Linked DNA regions of Homo sapiens: all the other regions are linked to region 3. A link is a loop called in an ENCODE intact Hi-C map of the cell type or tissue named here. Cell type or tissue: Caco-2. All regions are shown on one strand.

Region 1 (5,000 bases), 140 kb after region 3:
ACTTCATTTGTCTGATTCTAATTCCTTTCTGATTACTCCTACTTTTTATATTTTTGAGTCTTGGCCAGTCAGCTAGATAATAACCTTAGACATTTGATAGATTCAGTGAACTAGATTTAGGATCTAATATGATGGGAAGGAATAATGTTGAGAAGTGGTTTGAGCATATACAAATGTTGAAATGCTTTCTTGAAAGAGATGAGTAGGGACCTGGGGTCAGGTGGTAAAAGACTGAAAAGGACTCTGAAAGTCATAGAAATAAAGCCAATAATGTATGAGTGGTTGAGTAGACAGCCCAGTTTTCATTGTTTATTCATCATTTATTCATTATTGAGCTTTTTCCTTCTATGTCACCAGTTTTAATGGTGTTCAATTCTTTTTTCTTTATAGACTTCACTTACGAGTACATCATGATGATAAAAGATATGAGTGCGATGAATGTGGAAAAACATTTATCCGTCATGATCACCTTACAAAGCACAAAAAAATACATTCAGGTATACCATATTTTGTAATGCTAGTTCGAAAATCCTTTTTAAATACCTGAAAGGAACATAATATGATGTTATGTTTATGTTGGCTATAAGTTTAATAATTTGGTTTATGCTCATCACTTCTTTGTAATTCTGGTTCTGAAAACATTTTTTAAAAAGCATCCAAAAGGGACATAAGTTTATGACATATTCACTGTAATTTTAATTATTTGGTAACCCTTTGTGACTATAAAGTGTAAAGTTTAATTTTAAATAAATTCTCAAAATTTGCATTTTGCATATTACATGGATATATCTAATAATTGCTATTGACAGTTCCTTAAAGGGAGAAGCCATGATAATTTTTCTCATTTTGATTGGATTTGAGAAGAAGTTGGTGAAACTTACATATTAAAAGGGAAATGATTAAAATTAGGTGCTAAAAGTGTATATTATAGTGAATTTTGAAACCCTGTCTTTGGAGAAGAGTACCTTAATAATCCTGACCAATTTCAGATCTTTATACTGTATAATTTTTATATTCTGGGGATTTCTTTCATATTTTCCTCTCAGATTGATGTTCAGGAAGTGCTAAGAGAGCCAACTCTGTGAGCACAATAATGGGAAAGAGCCATCTCTATGAGCACGGTAGAACAGGTGATTATTATTATTATTTTAAACATAATTTTTGAATATAAAGTATGCAACAGATAGTAATTTTCTGAGATGATCTCAATGAGATAGGTTGCAGTTGTTTTCACCACTTCTAACAGATACTAAAAATCTGATGACTTTTTCCATTGGAATTATGCCTTTTTATTTTTATGAGGAGAATTCTTAATTTCTAAGTCTAGAGGCCACATGCTTTAATTGCACACTGGTATTGAGACAGTAATTGTTTTTTAAAACCAAGCCTTTGTAAGTAAATGTAAGAATAGAGATGAGAAATTGGACTTACGTAGAATTTTTCATTATATTTGTATTTTGGCTCATTGCAAACGTAAGAAATCCTCACAGATGAAAAATCTTCTAAAAGTAAAGTACAAAGATCTGAAAATGTTTGGGTCCTTTTTATAAACAGTAAGACACCCTCATCTTAATTTAATGTATATCAATTTGAGGTGTTTGATATACAGACATATATATATATATATATTTAAAATTCCTAAGTTTTGAAGTAGTTTCGTTTATCTTGCTCTGTTACATTGAAATGTATGATTTGAAGTGTTCAACAAAAGGCTATTGATTCCTTTTCCAAGCGGGGAAAAGATTCACATCCATGAAATTAAGCATACATTTTTTGAAGAAAGTTATTTGAGTAAGGAATATAAAGCAAATAGTGCAGAATAAAATGTGGCTTTACTTTCCTGTTATATTTGACATCATGTGATCTTACTGTTTGATAGTTTGTTTCTGGGGATAAAAACCTGAGATGTATATTATAATGAAAATATTTGGGTCTTTATTTTAAGGTGAAAAAGCTCATCAGTGTGAAGAATGTGGAAAATGTTTTGGTCGTAGGGATCATCTCACTGTTCATTACAAAAGCGTACACCTTGGAGAGAAAGTGTGGCAAAAGTAAGTGAAAAAGCAAAATGTCTCATAGTTTACATTGGCTAAGTCTCTGAGGAAAGTTGTAACTTTTTTTGTTTACTTTGTTTAATTGAAGTTAGGTTAACCAGTTCTCTTTCTCTACATTCTGTAGCATCTCTATAGACCTAAAAGAATTCAGCAAGCATATATTTTCCTCCTTGTTTTCAGTTAATTCAAAGGCCAGGGAGGTGACATGCAAGTTAACAATAATTAATAAAAAATCTTGGCATTTGGTTGCTGAGGCTCTTTGAGAGCTAAATATACTGCCTATATATTATACTTAATAAGACAGCAGTTGTTAGGAAATGTTTGCAGTCAGAATTTAAACTTGTTTCTAATCATACTAAGCATTTAAAATATTATTTTATTTGAAGGCGCTGTGTGCTATCTTGAACATCAGCTTTTTAGTATAATTTAGATATCCAAGTTTAACTGAGGTTAGTTGCTAAGTGTAAAACATTCAAGTAATTCATGTTTTGGGGTTAGGCATTTGGGCAAATGATAAACAACAGACATGTTCTAAAGTGCCAAGAGACTTCACTTAATAGTCCTGAGCATAATTAGCAAAATGTACATAGGATTAACACGCCTCCAACCACCAATTATTTTTCTAATCTTTGCTTCTAAACTTTTTTATGGTGACTACCTCAGTAACCACTTCACATTCCAGCCACTGTTGCAATCTGACCTCTGATCTTATTCTGCTCAGTTATCAGTATGACTTCCTTGTTGCCAAATCAATAGGCATTTTTAAGTTCTTTTTTTACTGACATCTCTGCTTCAGTTCAAATTGTTTATCCTCTCCTTCCTTGAAAATCTGTATGGCTTAGCATCCATGTGGTAATTGCAAGGTATATTTTCATAGGGTCTTAGCCATGCAAGGCCCTACAGAATTTATCTTAAGTCCACTGTGAGGAAGTTAAAGTGTTTTGTACATATTTATGTTGAAAATATCACTTTGTTCATAGTATAGAGCAAGGTTTCTCAGCCCAAACACTGTTGACATTTTGGACCAAGTAATTCTTTTCTTGTGTATTGTAGGACGTTTCTCAATATTCATGGCTTCTACCCATTATATGCCAGTAGCACTTATTATCGTATCCCCAGATGTGAAAAACAAAAACGTTTTCAGGCATTGCCACATGTTTTATGGGGGGCAAAATTGCCCCCAGTCGAGTACTACTTCCTCTTTCTCTATGTGCCCATGGTGACCCTGTTTGTATCTCTGTTTATATTTACCATGGATATGAATGGAATAAGGTAAACCAAGCATACTGGTTAGGAGTCTTTTGCCAGGGTTATTATTCACAACCTCAATTCACAAAATCCAAATTATCTGTGTAAATGTTTGTTTCAGGAGTTTGACACCAGCCTGGGCAACAAAGTGAGACCCTGTCTCTACAAAACAATAAAAGAAAATAAATTATCTGGGTGTGGTGGCATGTACCTGTAGTCTCAGCTACTCAGGAGGCTGAGGCAGAAGGATAGCTTGAGCCCAGGAGTTCAAGGCTGCAGTGAGCTATTATGATGCTGCTGCAACCTAGTCTGGGTGACAGAACAAGACCCTGTCTCTAACAAAAATTAAAACAACCATCTGTTTCATCAAGTAGAATTAAGTTCATCTAGGACAGTGCTTTTTATGTTGTCTTATAAATGTTGGGTTGGATGAATTGAAAAATGAGGGACATTTAAAATCCTAGGCATAGTATGTTGGTATTTCGTATTGGTAACAATGTTCTAAACATTTCCAGTAAAACTCAATGGATATGTTAAGAGCAAACTGTTTTACAGAAGATTAAGTAGCCCAGGTTTGATTTAATTATTTTGCCATGTATTCATTCCATATGAATTGCTTCTGAGGTGAGATGGTATGGCTTTCTCAATAACTGCCACTTAAATGATAATTATTTTGTAAATATCTCAATTCTCACAATAAAATTTTCAGTTGAGAACTGTTTAACTCAAAGACACTTCTTAGGCACTATGCTGTGGTGCTTACTAAGTTAACTTTTCGGTAACTTATTGCTTTATTTCTGTCTATTATTTTGTAGTAAAAATAAAGGACTAATATTTCATTTTTAAATTTAGGTATAAAATTTTATTTATTAGTTCAAATTTATAATTTTTTTGTTAGGACATGAACTGATGAGAGCAATTTCACCTTTTTGATAAATGCGGGTTTTAAAATTGCCGCAGATTCTTTTTAATCAGCCTGAGCATCTATTTTTTAAATTTAGTTAAGGTGTAATTTACAGAAAGTGAAATTCATTCTTTTTAGTGTATAATTCTGCAAGTCATGTAATCATCACCACAATTAAGATATGGAATAGTTTCATCACCACAAAATTTCTGCCATGTCCCTTTCTAGACAACTCTTCATTTCCCCTTTAGGCCACTCTTGATCTGTTTCTACCTTATAATTTTTCTTTTTGTATATTTGGATAGCTAGTAATAATAAAAGTTCAGTGACTTAAAGCAGTTGAAAATCTACAGACCTCTTTTTATAGATTCGTTTGTTGGATGTAACTGGAAGAGGAAAAACCAGAGGCAAGCTCAACATATTAAAAGTATTTCCATGTTTCTTTGGAGTTCTATACTTTGTTAATGTGAGAATTATATACACAGTTGTAAATGAAGTTGCAACTTATTTTCATTATGTTAGTTATTAATATAATTATTAATATTGTCATATTTATTATAGTTATTAAAATTATATTGAAAAACTCAAATCTTTTTATTTTCTTAGATATAAAGCAACATTTCATCAATGTGATGTTTGTAAGAAAATTTTTAAAGGCAAATCAAGTCTGGAAATGCATTTTCGAACGCATTCAGGTAAAATTTAATGAGTGGTTCATAGATATATATATATAGAGAGAGATATATATAGTGTAATCAGAAGTAAAATATAGGCATTTAAACTTTGTTGTTCTT
Region 2 (5,000 bases), 59 kb after region 3:
ATTACCCCTAGATCCAACACTTCAGGTGTTGGTAATGGTTTTGTTTTGAAAATGGAGTATGTGTTAAGTATAGGTCTGTCACTTTTCTTTGCACATTTGAGCAATTGATTGACAGGCAGAAGCGTCCTTTTTTCTCCAAAACAGGCATTATGTGCCAGTAATCAAGATGCATTCAACTGTGGGCTCCTTCTTATAATTACTAATGCTCATTTCCAACTAGGATGTGAACAGTTGAAAGGTGCTGACTTGATAAATATTTTCCATGGCTAGATTCACATCAAATAATTTAGAGTTCTTGGACTGCAAGTAACAAATTACCTTAAGAAAATAAAGAATTTATTGGCAGGATACCCAGTGCAGCATAGAACAGATGAGAATTCAAGAGAATAGATATGAATAGAATGGAACTATGGTGGTGTGGAGTCAAGACAATAAGCATCACACATAATTTCATAAGGAAAATACCATTCAAATGAGTGAATTTTAATTTTTTCCTATTTTTCCATCAAAGTGTGGGAAGAGAGAGTCAGAGTAGCCTAACTAGGGTAGGGCAGTGCACCTTGATTTGCAGTACAGTGTTTTAAAACTACACTCAATGGAAAAGTATAACTCCCCAAAAGGAATTTAGCACACTGCTATCAAATGAAAGAGAAACGGATGCAGGCAACCAAAAGGAGGAAATGACCATGAGAGACCTCAGCCAAAAAGTTTAATTAAGAATCCATGACAGGCTTGAGTGTCCTTACCATGCTTTTAAATTTAACAACAACAAAATCCAGTGAGTGAAGTCACTGTACATGGTGGCACATGAAAAAAATTAGACCCTGTTGAAGATAAGATCCATCACAAAATCACTGACTTCATTAAAAATGTGCATATATGTGTTACTGAGGTTTGCAAACATTGAATTGATGTATACTTCTAGAATTATAGGAGAAACACAAATATTATAAATTCTAGAAGTCACATAAGATAAAGCAATTATTTGATTAGCTTACTGGCATATATAAACTTACTTTATTCAAAGCCTATAATTGCCTTCAGAAATTATTATATTTCATTTAAAGACAGATAAAGGTGTTCTTTAAAAAACTGATTTGGAGTTCTGGAAGCAGCCCTAGTTCTAGTTAATTTATGTTCCTAATCAGAAATTAAGACAGCTGAAGCTTTTTTGCTTCTCCTCATTCAATTATCACCACTACAGAGAAGTAGAAATAGCAACAGAGCCTGACATTCAGGTAAGAGAGACGATATGAAAAAAACATATTCTGTTCATGTCATAAATCACGGTGACACTACTAAGAAAAGAATATGAACAATTCTGAGTGGTTGTCATCAGTGACATCAACATTAATTTCAAAAACACTTTGTGGACTGAAACCTTTAGCTCCCTATAGTATTTTTTCTTGTATCTTGCTATAAATAATGATTGCATAGATTCTGTGTATCACTCAGGACAAGGAATGGCCAAAAAAGTACAAAGGGATTCATGTGCTGACTCTTTACTTTGGCGAACTTGGGTTGCTTTCCCAGGCAAATAATCACAAGGCACACAAGTCTGAAGAATCTCCAGGAAGCTTTCTATCAAATACAAGTGCGGTGGCTTTCTTCCCATGAACTACACTTATATCTATAAATAAATGTATCTAGCCTCTCCGTAAAGAAGGAGAAGAGATGTATGAATTAGGAGGATGAGGAGGCAGAGAATGAAGGCCCAGAGTTTGGATCAATAGCTGCCTGAAGCATTTTCACCATTAGCATCCCTAGGACATTTGCTCTGGGAATATTTATTTGCTGATGTGTTTATTACAAAAACAAACAAACAAACACAAACCTCTCAAAATATCAGATCTAGATTTTTTTTTCTCAGTTGGCTTACTTATAGGTGGTAATCGAAGCTATCAGCACAAAAGCTGTTATTTCCTTAAAACCTTGATAGTTTTTGGCAAATGAAACTATAAGCTTAAAAATTCAAACCCATTAAGAAAAAAATTCAAAACAAAGAAATTTTAGAGAAATTTTTCTTTATCAAATGATTCTTTGCTTTGCAAAAAGGTAAACCCATATATTATATTATGTACTTTCCAAAAATAATCTGTATTTTTTAAATCTTCCCTAAAAAGCAGATTTTTGGTAAAGTATGGCTGATGTAAACATTCATGTGTAATTTCTTTGTTGTAGCATTAAAAATCATTTGTGAAGCACAAAATACATACCAGGTTTGGGGAAAACAAATGTGAATTAATTCAATCTCTTACATCAAGAGTTTATATTAAAATTGGTATAAACAACCATGAACAAAGTGGATTATAACATAATGATACACTGTGTTAAAAAATGTTCAAAGTGCTATGAAACCATGAATGAAAAAGTGATTAATTCTTCCTAAAAGTTCAGAGACAACTTCATAAAATACGTGCCATTTTAAATAGACTTTTAAAGAATAAGTAAGAATAAGTATGCCAAGTAGCAAAGTGTGATAAAGAAATTCAAGGCCCAGGGGAAAAAAGAATGTACTTATCTGCGGAATCAGCAAATAATTGGGATTGCCTTGACTAAGGAATGCTGAGAGAGAAGTAACGAATGGTATGTCTGAAAGAGTAGACTATGCAGATTTTGTGAATGGAAATGTCATGCCATAAAGTTTAGAGAGTCAACAAACGATTGTAAAGAGGGGAGTTATGATGGTTAATTTCATGTGTCAATTGTACTAGACTAACAGATGTCCAGATAGCTGGTAAAGCATACTTTCTGGATGTGTCTGTGAAGGTGTTTCCAGAGGGATTAGCATTTGAATTGATAATCTGAGTAAAGAAGATCTGCCTTCACCAATGTGAATGAGCATCATCCAATCCATTGAGAACCCAAACAGAACAAGACAGATGTAAGGGCGAATTTGTTCTGTCTGTTTGGGCTGGGACATCCATATTCTCCTGCCCTCAGACATCGGAGCTCCTGGTTCTCTGGCCTTCGGACTTGAGCTGAATTACTGCACTGGCTTTCCTGTTTCTCCAGCTTGTAGTATGCAGTTCATAGGACTTCTCATTCTTCATAATCACATGAGCCAATTCCCATAATAAGTTTTATTTTATATATATGTGTGTGTGTGTGTGTAATATAAACACACATATATATATCACACACACACACACACACACACACACACACATATATATATATATATATATATATATATATATATATATATATATAAAATCTATTGGCTTTTTTCTGTAGAGCCCTGACTGATATAGGAATGATATAATCAGGTTAGTGATTTAAGTTTAAGAATGATAATTCTAGCTTAGTATGAGGGATAAAATGGAATCACTAGAATAATAGGGATTATAGCCATATAGGGCATGAAGGGGGAATAGAGAATGCACTGTGGTTTGCAAGACGAACTCTAAATAGCCACCTATTTCGAGACCTGAAAGCTAAGAATGGAATAGGTTTTTATGTTTTTAAATGGTTAAAAAAATCAAATAATATTCTATGACATGCAAAAATTATATAAAATTCAAGTTTCTGTGTCCATAAAGTTTTATTGGAGCACAGCTATGTTCATTTGTATACATATTATCTATGATTGCATTCATACTACAATTGAGTAGAGACCATAGGGCCCACAAAGCCTAAAATATTTACTACCTAGAACTTTACCAAAAAAGATTGCTGACCCCTAATTTAAGGTATGAACAAAACTGTGGATAGCTAGGTCTAATATGAGTTATAGTCAGAAAGGTCCTACTGCCATAAGTAAAAATCATAACCTAAAAATATTAATGGCTACAGATATTAACCTAGTTCAATTTCTGGTAACTAACAAAGATCCCAAATAAGGAAAAATATAACTACAAGAGAATATTGGACAAACTGACAATAAGCAGATAATCTCTCCTTCTTCTACTTAACACCACATTACCAAGTGAAATTATTTAAAACACACACATACACCCTCCACATGCACATGCATGTGTGCACAAACACATAAAAAAATTTGGAAAGCCCATATTGCACTGAAAACTTGAGAAGGAAACAAGCTCTATAGAAAAAAATTTAAGGAATTTCTGACAGATACAGTGTCATAAATAAAAGATTAAAGGAAGCCAGGGAGGATCAATATGCAATTCCCATTCTGGAGAAAGTGGTTTCATTTGCCATGACAAAAGTAGAAGAGATATTTTGAGGAATAGGGATTAAAAGCTCAAGCTTTGATGTCAGCCAGTCCTGAGCTTTAATGCTATCATTGTAACTTCATTCATTAAATAAATATTTAATAATTACCAACTGTATTCCACGCAATTACATGATATACAAGCTTAAAATCTCTGAACCTGTTTCTCAAGCCCGTTTCTTAAATAGTACCTTACAGGTCTACTGTGAAAATCAAATAACTACCACCACCACTACCACCATTAAAACAAAGACAACAACAACAACCAAAACACTTCTATTGTGCTTATTATGTGCTCAGCATTGCTTTAAGTATTTTATATATTAATTTATTTGAATTATAACACCATTTTACAGGTAAGGAAACCAAAATACAGAGAAGTTAAGCAAATTGAACAATTTTCACAGCTTGTGGGGGAAGACCTGTGATTGGAAATCAGATACTCTGTATTCAGAGTTCATGCTCTTAGCCACTGTGTTTTATTATCTCTCCAAATAAGATAAAGTATGGAAAGTATCATGATGTCTGTGTTTCTGTTGTTCAATAAAAAATGGCTATAACTACATTTTATGGAAATCACTTAAAACTTCAATATAAAGTAAGGACTACCAAGTGGGCAGAATGGAAGACAAATGGAAATTATTTCATTTTTAAAACCTTTTTGCAGATTAATGACTTTCAGAAGCAGCTCTTCCAGGAGACACAAGGGAAAGAAAAACCATACCATACAAAAACCACACGGCAAGGAAACAGGGCTTCTTCTGACTGAGGTGCAGCTCCTCCCTGAGGCAGTAAGCTACTGTCCTAGGAAGGATGTCAGACA
Region 3 (5,000 bases):
GTCCAATATACAATAAAAATTATTAGATCTAACCTATAATCAAGAAAAAAGTATAAATATTGAAATGACATAACTGTTGAAATTAGCTTGCAAGAACTTAATATTTTTCAAGGACTTAAATAAAAGAATGAATATGAGTAAACAATGAGAAAACTTTGCAGAGAAATGAAAACTATAAGAAGGACCCAATGAGAATTTCAGAATTGAAAAGTAAAATATCTGAAATGAAGAATAATCTTGATGGGCTGAACAGTACATTGGAACCAGAGAAGGAAGGATTCACATATCTGAAGACGATTAACAGAAATTACATAATCTGAAGAATGGAAAGAAAAAATATTTCAAAAAACTGCAGAGAGCTGCAGTGATCTGTGGGATAATTCCAAGTAGGTTCCCATATAATTGCAGTACCAGAGGGAGAGGAGAAAAAGAACAGGGAGGAAAAATATTCTGAATTAATAATGGCCAAATATTTCCCAAATTTGGTGGAAGATGTCGATCCAAGAACCTTAGCAAATCTTAGTCAGGTTTTTAGCAAATCTTAGCCAGGCGTTTTTAAACTGGTTTTAACTGTGCTAGTTAATGAATCTGTTACCCTTTTAAAATTTAACCAGACCTACAAATACTAACTCAAAATAGATTAAAGACTTGAGATATTTGCACTCCCACGTTTATTGAAGCACTGTTCACAATAGGCGAGATATGGAATCAACCTGTGTCCATCAACAGATGAATGGATTTTTAAGTGTAGTATATATACCACAAAAAGAATGAAATCCTGTCATTTGCGGCAACATGAATGGAACTGGAGGTCATTATGTTAAGTGAAAGAAGCCAGGCACAGAAAGACAAATATCACATGTTCTCACTTATACATGGGAGTGAAAAAAGTGGATATCATGGAGGTAGACTGATGGTTACCAGATGCTGGAAAGGGAAAGGAAGCAAAGAGGTATAAAGAGAAGTTGGTCAATGGGTACAAAAACGCAATTTGATAAAAGGAATACATTCTAGTACTTGATAGTAAATAAGGGATATTATAATTAACCATAATTTACTGCATATTTTTAGATAGCTAGAAGAGAAAGAATTGTAATGTTCCCAACACAAAGAAGAGATAAATGTTTCAGGTGATGTATATCTCAATTGGCCTAATTTGATCATTACAGATTGTATACATGTATCAAAATATCACATTCACCCAAAAAATGTGTACAACAGTATGGTTTGGCTCTGTGTCCCCACCCAAATCTTATGTTGAATTGTAATTCCCAGTGTTGGGGGAAGGACCTGGTGGCAGGTGATTGGATCATGGGAGCAGATTTCCCCCATGATGTTCTTGTGATAGTGAGTGAGTGCTCACAAAATCTGATGGTTTAAAAGTGTGTGGCACTTCCCCTCCACCACACATTCTCTTTCCCCTGCTGCCACGTGAAGAAAGTTCTTGGTTCCCCTTCACCTTTGGCCATGATTGTAGGTTTCCTGAGGCCTCCCAGTCATGTTTCTTGTTAAGCCTGAAGAACTGTGAGTCAATCAAACCTCTTTCCTTCATAAGTTACCCAGTCTCAGGTAGTTCTTTATAGCAGTGTGAGAATGGACTAATACAAACAATGATGTGTCAATTTAAAAAATAAAAAAACTTAACTGGATAAAATACTGTTGAAAGGGATTAATGCACTTGATATATTACAGAGAATGAAAAATACAAGAATAATATTAAATGTTGCTATGTGTAAAAAAATTTAACTGGATAAAATATTGTGGAAAGGGATTAATGCAGTTGATATATTACAGATAATGAAAAATACAAGAATAATATTAAATGTTGCTATGTGTAAAAAACACAATATAAAAGTGCTCTCTTTTATTTTATTTGAATAGATAATTGTCATTATTTTGTAGCCATATTATATTTTTTCTATCTTAACAGATTGTTTTTATTTTTGGGTGTTTGTTTGTTTGTTTGTTTTGAGACGGAGTTTCACTCTTGTCCCTCAGGCTGGAGTGCAGTGGTGCCATCTCGACTCACTGCAACCTCCCCATCCTGGGTTCAGGCAGTTCTCCTGCCTCAGCCTCCTGATGGCTCGGATTACAAGTGCCTGCCACCACGCCCAGCTTTTTTGTTTGTTTGTTTTGTTTTTTTGTATTTTTAGTAGAGACTGGGTTTCACCATGTTGGCCAGGCTTATCTCTAACTCCTGACCTCAGGTGATTCATCCATCTCGGCCTCCTAAATTGCTGGGATTACAGGCATGAGCCACCGCACCCAGCCTGTTAACAATGTTTTATGACTGACAGAGGTTGCATATTCATTCAGTTTCTATGATTTCTTTTGTTTCAGTGAATAGCAACTAATAAACAGTTACTATGTAGTTATCTTTCCTTGCTAAGGTTTATTTGTATATTGATTATATACACATATTTTTTCAGGGACATTAAAAATTTTTTCATCTCATCAAATCTGGAGCAACATGCCTAAGTTATGTTGTTTATGGGAAAATCTATGATGTGATAATTTACTTACGACTTACAGAAAAGAATAGCAGAAACTATGAGAAAAGCCTTAGGTTTTACTTACACTTGGCTATATGAAATTTAAGTTTCTGTACAAAGAAAGATATATCACTCAAAATTTAAAAGATGAGCAAAAGAATCCAGCATATTTAACAGATAAAGAGCTCCTACAAATCTATAAGAAACAGATAAGCACTGGTAATTGGGGAATTTCCCATTAAAAGATATAAATAATATTAATAGTGTATTATATACTTGAAATTTCCAGAGAGAGTAGATCTTAAATCTTCTCAACACACACACACACACACACACACACACACACACACACACACACACACTAACTATATGAGGTGATGCATGTGTTAACTAACTTGATTGTGGTAATCATTTCACAATATATACATATATCTAAGCATCATAGTGTTCATCTTAAATGTGTACAATATTATCTGTCAATTGTACATCAATAAATCCGGAAAAAAATAAAGTAGTTGCAACAAGAGTTAAAAACTATGAATTTTTAATGAAATACAAGAAATATTTTGTATAATCTTGGAAAGCAAAATTATTCTTGCACATTAGATTTCCAGGGGTTATTCATCTTACAACGGAACGTTTGTTTCCTCGATCAACATCTCTCAAATGTCCTCACCCTGCAGGCTCTGGTAATCACCATTCTATTCTATGTTCCATGGGTTTGACTTTTAAAATTCCACATAGAAATGAGATCATATAGTATTTGCATTTCTCTTTCTGACTTATTTCGCCTAGCATAATGCCCTCAAGGTTCATCCATGTTGTCACAGATGGCAGAATTTCATTCTTTTTGATGGTTGAATAATATCCCATTGCATATGTATATCATATTTTCTGTATGAATCCAGCAAGGAACATTTAAGTTATTTCCATGTCTTGGCTACTGTGACTAATGCTGCAAGCAACAACTTTAGAAGTCTGAAATTGTGTCAGTATAAAACCATTAAAATTTAAAAGTTAGCTTAGCTTTTTAAGTTTAGATTTTTAATTCATCGGAAATTTCTATGTCAGATGAATGGCAGGTGTCATAGGTGAGATTATTGTTCATCAAAATATTCATTAGTGTCTTCATCTCCATGGGAGAATATATTTCTCTACCCTGTGGATGTCAGGTTTGGCTACATGACTGCTTTGGCCAATGGGATATTAACAAACATAATGCAAAGAGAAGCATATGATATTTCCTACTCCCCTAAACTGCCCTATGTAATTTTAATTTCTATTAAAAACAAAAGTCATTATTGAACTAATATGACTATGCAAATATGGTTATCAGGTGAACCAGATAGAATATGCTAATATATTTATTAGTATGTAACTTCTTTTTTATTCACTGAATTTTCTATATCTATATCTATATAGATATAGATATGTATCACTTGTTGATTGATCTGGAAGTTTTTTGATAGAACTCTAAAGCTTCTCTTAATCTGGTAAAAATACATTTCAAAAATTAATAAATTCATTTCCCTTTCAACTGTTTGCTCAACAAGCTAATTAATTACACAGATCTTACCTTGACGTTCCTTTTCCCTATTATCTGTGGTCTGCAGATGCAGGGATCTGACAACTTCCTGACAAGAGATAATGCTGAGTCTCCAGCCCAGAAACGGGGATTTAGGTGCCACAACATTCTGCATAGGTTTGGTGAGGGCGAAGACAAAAGACGATGTGTTCCTAGGCCTGGAAGATGTCAGGGTTTTTTTTATATTTTTCTATTCCGAAAATTGCCAACCCAGTGAGGCTTCTCATTCTCCTTGAGGAGGGAAAGAGAGTCTCAAGGGCAGGATCCTCCTTGAACTTTGACCTCGAAAATTTAATTACTTTGTTTTCAATAATGTAGTGTCTTCTTGTAAACCTACACTGTTGGGTAACTCTGTGCATAGAGAAATTTATCATTCAAATGTTTATAAACATCATACCATTGCACACATGGTTCTCAGCCCAAATAAAAAAGTTAAAAGAAAGCTATACACAAAAATCACTGGTTTAAACTATTTTCATTTCATCAGCCAGTGTGCAAACGTAGATATTTTTCACTTTCCTTGTATAAACATATTGTTAGTCCAGCAGGTGTCCATTGTGCTAGAAGAGGGTTGCCAACTACATTTAAGATGCTACATGAATGCAAATATGCTCATAAATAACATACCCAGTTCTCTGTGTGTAACCTTCATCTTGAACAACTACAGTACATAAGTAAATTTATTTATTTATTTATTTATTTATTTATTTATTTATTTATTTTGAGATGTAGTCTTGCTCTGTTATCAGGCTGGAGTGCAGTGACACGATCTTGGCTCACTGCAAGCTCTGCCTCCCGGGTTCATGCCATTCTCCTGCCTCAGCCTCCCGCATAGCTGGGACTACAGGCGCCTGCCACCACGCCCAGCTAATTTTTTGTATTTTTAGTAGAGACAGGTTTTCACCGTGTTAGCCAGGAAGGTC

What was found. Peaks named below come from ENCODE experiments on the same cell type or tissue, not always from the same donor. Only the 100,000 strongest peaks of a DNase experiment are listed, where the experiment ranks them.
Region 1: a loop joins it to region 3, with 6 times the contacts of the local background. A loop is called at or near these places in 11 of 110 quality-filtered maps.
Region 2: a loop joins it to region 3, with 4 times the contacts of the local background. A loop is called at or near these places in 4 of 110 quality-filtered maps.

What each region holds. Positions count from the first base shown.
Region 1 is chr1:197,172,061-197,177,060 of GRCh38, reverse strand. ZBTB41 (zinc finger and BTB domain containing 41) reads left to right here. Exons shown (of 11, transcript NM_194314.3): 8 at 391-497; 9 at 1,946-2,051; 10 at 4,813-4,901. Among named protein-coding and RNA genes, the nearest start is that of ZBTB41, 27 kb to the left of the region's middle. In Caco-2, no CTCF peak of the experiment used is centred here; a DNase peak (open chromatin) is centred at 2,750.
Region 2 is chr1:197,250,752-197,255,751 of GRCh38, reverse strand. It overlaps a transcript of CRB1 not described here. Among named protein-coding and RNA genes, the nearest start is that of CRB1, 15 kb to the left of the region's middle. In Caco-2, no CTCF peak of the experiment used is centred here; no DNase peak of the experiment used is centred here.
Region 3 is chr1:197,309,553-197,314,552 of GRCh38, reverse strand. The region is part of intron 1 of CRB1 (crumbs cell polarity complex component 1); the gene reads right to left. Among named protein-coding and RNA genes, the nearest start is that of CRB1, 44 kb to the right of the region's middle. In Caco-2, no CTCF peak of the experiment used is centred here; a DNase peak (open chromatin) is centred at 2,222.